Regions from separate parts of the Homo sapiens genome. Here region 2 is linked to region 1. The links are chromatin loops, found by intact Hi-C in ENCODE. Cell type or tissue: CD4-positive, alpha-beta T cell. All regions are shown on one strand. Each heading gives the region's core, and the rest is flanking DNA. Links, peaks and the distances in the headings are about the cores only. Region 1 overlaps SUCLG2-DT (SUCLG2 divergent transcript). Region 2 overlaps SUCLG2-DT (SUCLG2 divergent transcript).

Evidence for each region. A loop is a pair of places that touch in the nucleus more often than their neighbours do. Peaks named below come from ENCODE experiments on the same cell type or tissue, not always from the same donor. Only the 100,000 strongest peaks of a DNase experiment are listed, where the experiment ranks them.
Region 2: a loop joins it to region 1, with 2.1 times the contacts of the local background. A loop is called at or near these places in 5 of 110 quality-filtered maps.

The regions. Positions count from the first base shown.
Region 1 is chr3:67,735,697-67,738,615 of GRCh38, forward strand. All of the region lies in intron 3 of SUCLG2-DT (SUCLG2 divergent transcript), which reads left to right. Among named protein-coding and RNA genes, the nearest start is that of SUCLG2-DT, 82 kb to the left of the region's middle. In CD4-positive, alpha-beta T cell, for the core only: no CTCF peak of the experiment used is centred there; no DNase peak of the experiment used is centred there; H3K4me3 peaks cover 523 bases; H3K27ac peaks cover 1,639 bases.
Region 2 is chr3:67,661,480-67,664,398 of GRCh38, forward strand. All of the region lies in intron 1 of SUCLG2-DT (SUCLG2 divergent transcript), which reads left to right. Among named protein-coding and RNA genes, the nearest start is that of SUCLG2-DT, 8.2 kb to the left of the region's middle. In CD4-positive, alpha-beta T cell, for the core only: no CTCF peak of the experiment used is centred there; a DNase peak (open chromatin) is centred at 1,442.

The DNA of each region.
Region 1 (2,919 bases), core at 304-2,803:
CTCCCATCAATACCTTAACTCACTGGATCTCAACCAGGGCCAGTTTGCCCTCCTGGGGACATTTGGGGATGCCTGGAGACATTTTTGTTTGTCACAACTTGAAGGCAGATGCTACTGGTATCTACTGGGTAGGGACCAAGGATATTGCTAAACACCCTACAATGTACAGGACAGCCCCTGCAGCAAAGAATTATGCAGCCCAAAATGTCAGTAGCATCAAAGTTGAGAATGCTGCCTTAGCTCATTTCCTCAACCTCTTTTGTCTGAACATAAATAGCCTTCTAATCAGTTTCTTTACCTTTAGTTTTATCCTTATCCACACTGCTGCTATGACTAGCTCTTTAAACACAAATAAATCATGCTGTTCTCTTGCTCTGTTTAGCTCTGTCACTCTGGATGGCTACCTGGGTTCAAATTATGATTCAAACAGTTCAGGATCATATGACCTTGGGCAAGTGATTCGTAGCACCTGGCTCAATAATGTTCTTGTGAGGATTTTAACACTTTGTAGCTAGCATAAATTAAGTCTTCAATAAATGCTATCTACCATTTTAAAAAAATCTTTGAAGGCTTTCTACTGCCTACAGAAGAAAGCCTATCCTTGTCAACATGATATCCCTTCACTGTGTTTTATTACTCAGAGCCTCTTCTCTGGGATACTGCCCTGGTTGCCCTGTGTCCAGTCCTGCAGGACTGGACCCTTTAGATTAATGGAGACTTGGGTATCAGGTGTCTTTGCTCAGACTCTGCTGCCAGCTTGGGAAGTCCATCTCCAGCTCCTCCGCTTGGACACATCTGTCTTAGCCAAGACTCAGGTCAAATGTAACCGTTTCTGTTTAACCTTATCTAATAGCTAGTCAGATTTATTTACTCCTTCCCCTACATTTTCACAACATTTTGGTTATATCATCTCTCTTTCCATCCATCTATCCATCCATCCTTTGATCCTTTCATCCATCCACCCACCTATTCATTGGCTGTCATACATAGTAATTAAGAGGGCAAGCTCTGGAACCAGATTTTCTTAGTTCAAAAGTCAGATTCCAAAACCAAACTGAGTAACCTTGATCAAGTTACTTGATCATGAAGCCTTAATTTCCTTGCATCTCAAATAAGTATAATAATATTATGTAATTAATAAATTGACAGTGAGGGTTGAATGTATGTAAATCATTTATTATATTGTCTGTTATGTACAAACCCTAACTAAATGTTAGCTCTCACCCATTTGTATTTGTTAAATTCCTACTCTGTGATGGGTCCTCTTTACATGATGCCTTGCATTATAATAAGTTGTGCATGTGCCCAACTCTCCGATTAGGTGATGAGCTTGCAGAGTAAAGGCCCCCTCCCTGCCCCTTAAAAGTAATCTCCTCTCCACTCCAGCACTTGAAATATAGGTGAAAAAATCATTTCCATCAACATCTAGCCTGTGTTTCATAATGTCCTTGCTGGGCAGTATTTCTCTCTTAAGATGCTATGCATCTACTAACGTGAGAAGTATGGCCAGTCAAAAGGAGCCTGCTATTCTCCTGGATTGGTTGCATCCTACTCCCACCCCTCTCCTCAGCATTTCCAACCCACATTTCAGCTGCCTCTCTGGGAGTCATACAATCACAGTGAATCTCTTCCTGATTATAATAATGGCCTTCAGCCTCCTCCATTATGCTGGAGCTGAAGAGATGATGTCAGTGACATATTCCTGTAGGAAGAACTCAGTGACTGCTTAATTTTCCATGTAGGTTTTTAATGCTTTGTATTTTGTTAAAATCCAGATCACAATCTTCCACTAAGCAAGTGGTCCAATCTGATTAATATAGTACATTCTCCTTTGTTGCCAAACATTGCCAAGGGCAAGGTAATACTTAGGGAACCACCCCCTCCTCCAAACATACACACATATAAATGAAAAATAAGTAGATCTGTACAATCATTATTGAGCTAAAATAGCACTTAGAAATGTATTTTTATTGTGAAAAATGGCCAAATAAGAGTTGCTGACTATTTGTAGCCCTGTAATGTAAGTCAGATAAATTGGTGCCCAGAAGTCTGACATTTCAAAAGCCCAGGAATATGTCGCATTTTTTCTGGTATGCCATTTTTGTAATTCTCCCAGCTATTTTCCTTTAGCAAGAAGCAATTCTTCTGTGCCCAAGCAGCTCAATTAGAGCATTGTAAAAGTTGTCATAATGACTTTAACATAAGTGCCCCTGAGCAATAGGGATAATTTTGGAGGGGAGCAAGTTCCGCTGTTACTTTCCTGGTATGGAAAATGGTAATAGCTTGCTTGGAGAAGAAATGCACCATCTGTAACTTAACTCAGTTAACCTGCTCGGAGAACTAAAAACACACTATCTCACCTGAAGTGGTTTTCCTGTTTTGGTCTTTTCAACATCTTTGTACCTTCTGTAGCCAACAGCACTCTCCTTTTCCTCTCAGTGCACATATATTAGGTGACTCCACCTCTGTGGTGGTTTATAACAGTACTCCCCAGCCTTTTGGGCACCAGGCACCGGTTCCATGGAAAGCACTTTTTCCACAGATGGGCTGGGGGTGGGGGATGGTTTTGGAATGAAACTGTTCCATCTCAGATCATCAAATATTAGATTATTATAAGAAATGTGCAACCTAGATCCCTTGCATGTGCAGTTCACAATAGGGTTCATGCTCGTATGAGAATCTAATGCCCTGCTGATCTGACAGGAGGTAGAGCTCAGGCGGTAATGCTCACTTGCCTCCTGCTGTGTGGCCCAGCTCCTAACAGGCCACGGATTGGTACTGGTCCATGGCCTGGGGGTTAGGGACCCCTGGTTTAGAATATACCTACAAATTCTCCCCTTGAATATCAACTGGCCTCCGTGATTTACTTCTAATAAATAGAATGCAGCAGAAATTACACTGTCTGACATTTGAGCACAG
Region 2 (2,919 bases), core at 165-2,664, 74 kb before region 1:
TCTTATTGCAATTGGAACCTGCGGAGTTCAGCACCTTCAATATTATTAAGATAGCTTCTTTTAAACAGTAAAGTAAAAATTAAAGGAACATTCTTTTACAAATGTCCTGCCTCATTATAAAGTGAGCAGCCACAGCAGTGGTTCTTTTTCTTCTTCTCTTTTTTATTTTTTGAGATTGAGTCTTGCTCTGTCACCCAGGCTGGAGTGCAGTGGCATGATCATAGCTCACTGCAGCTTTGAATTCTTGGGCTCATGCAATCCTCCCACCTCAGCTTCCAGAGTAGCTGGGACTATATATATGTGCCACCACACCCGGCTAATTAAAAAATATATATTTTTATACAGATGGGCTCACTATGTTGCCCAGGCTGGTCTTAAACTCCTGGACTCAAGCTATTCTCCCTCCTCAGCCTCCCAAAGCTATGGGATTACAGGCAAGAGCCACTGTGCCCAGCCACAGGCCATGGTTCTTAGCTTAGGTGTGTAACAGAATTCCTTTGGGCCATCCTCTCCAGAAGTTCTGATTCAGTAGGTCTGTCTTGGGGCTTGAGGATCTGCATTCTTATAAATAATGCCCCTACTCCACTGTCTTTGTTGTAGGTGGTTCATGCTTCATGGTTGGAGAAACACCAACATCAGCCGGGCGCGGTGGCTCAAGCCTGTAATCCCAGCACTTTGGGAGGCCGTCACTGGCAGATCACTTGAGGTCAGGAGTTCAAGACCTGCCTGGCCAACATGGTGAAATCCCGTCTCTACTGAAAATACAAAAATTAGCCAGGCATGGTGGCAGGCACCTGTAATCCCAGCTACTTGGGAGGCAGGGGCAGGAGAATCACTTGAATCCAGGAGGCAGAGGTTGCAGTGCATCAAAGGTAGCACTTTGGCATAGCTAGAGGGAATATCAGCAGCTATCCCATTCCCACCTTTCACATTTTCTCTTCCCTTTCTTCCCCTACTTCTACCATCCTCTTCAAACTTTCCCCAGCCCCTCTAAAACCTAATTTACTACATGCCAGCAAGAAGTATGGACTGAGGCTCCAAAAGATGCCTCTATGCTCTTCCCTCTATCTGAAACACCCTTCCCTGTTGTTCACCAGCATGAGTTTCTCTCATCCTTTGAGTTTCAGTCACCCCCTTCAGGAAGCTTCCCTGAAGCGGGAGCTAGGGGTATCTCAGTGGTTATTAGAGGTTTGTTACTGCATTTGCTACTTGTCTGCTTCATCCTTCAGGATTTTAAAATCTGCAATGACAGGGACCGTGTTCTTGCAGTGTTATTATTCTGCCCACAGTACAGTGCCTGGAAGACAGGAGGTGCCCAACTGCTATTGACTGGATGGGTAAATAAATAAAGATGAAGCTGGTGCAAAAATCTCCCTAATAAGAAGATGCAAAGATTCATGAGTGTCTGGAAATCTGCCAGTAGTCCCCAGTGAGAAAGGAAGTGGAGGCCCATGAAGGGAAATAACCTGCCCTGTGTGATGCACTACACTAGTGGTTTTTATGTACAGTTCCTCAGAGTCCTTGGACACCATAGAACTCCATCTCACTCTCTCCTTCTCCCTGCTTTTATTGAACACTTAGGTGCTTTCTAAATGCTTTACAGAAATTATCTTAATCCTCACTACCGACTTATTTTGCAGACGTACAAACTGAGTCTTAAAGCAGAGAGTAAGTGGCCTGATGTAAAGAATAGGAGAAGGCCAATTCCAACCAATCTGGAATTGATTCTAGGCCAGAATTGTCCAATAGAACTTCCTGCAATGAGGAAAATGTTCTATATCTGTGCTGTACATTATCATGCTATGTGGCTATTGAACATTTGAAGTATGGCTGGTGCAACTGAAGAAATCAATTTTTAATTTCATTTGATTTTATTTAATTTATACTTAAGTTTGAATAGCCACACATGGCTAGTGGCTATCATACTGGTCAACATGGGCTATCTAATTCTGATGTACAGTCTCTGCATCATCATTCCATTTTCTAAAGTGGGTTTCTCCCACAGCAGTTGTTAAAACAAGGATTTGGATACAAAGAGATTATTTAAGAGGTGATCCTAGACAGCAGGAGAGGGATTGAGGAGGTGAGATGGAGAAGGTGAATACTAGTAAAAGACTACATTGATATGCTGTAGGCACTTGAGGTTTCTGTTTGTTTGTTTGTTTGTTTTTTTGGAAACCTTCGAGAGACTTATGGAAAACACTGTATAATTGTTTCATTGAGGAGCACGGAACTGATCATGTTTATTCACCAACTCTCATGCCTTTTTGGTTGAAGGATGCTCCTAGGGGCATTCACACCTGCTCTGAACTCCTTCTTCATCTCCAGCCTGCCTCCCTTATGGGCCATTTCATGCCACTGTACCTAGATAAAGCCTTAGGGCCAAGAGATTCAGGTGCTTGAGGCTGGGTCTATCCTTCTGAGCTGCAAATAACTTCCAGGGTGGATCAAGGGAATGTGGGGTCAGGATAGATTATATTGCCTCTCATTTACAACCAACCATATTAGCTCATATTAGTGTTTTATCTGGAATAGGAGGAGAAGCATTTGAGACTGTTAGAAAAAAGGTTCTGCTATTTAAAAAAAAAGTTTTGAAACTGTAGCTCTAAACTACATTCCTACCTGTTTTCCTGACCACCTCAATTACTAACTTGTATCGTGTTCCATATTATTTCTAGCACAGCATGGATTCTCTAACATTCTTGCAGTCTGGGCCCTGCAAGGTAGCTGTAAAAATGCTGCCCTGGGACTTTCTCAGTGGAGACATAAGAAGACTCAAGCATTCCAGAAAGTGTTTGTTTGGTTGGCTTTTATTGATGTATATAAAAAGATTAGAGACAGCAAGAGAAGAAAATCAGAGAGAACCTATACTTGGTTAAAAAAAAAAAAAAGATTTTACAGCAGAAGTAGATAGAAGTG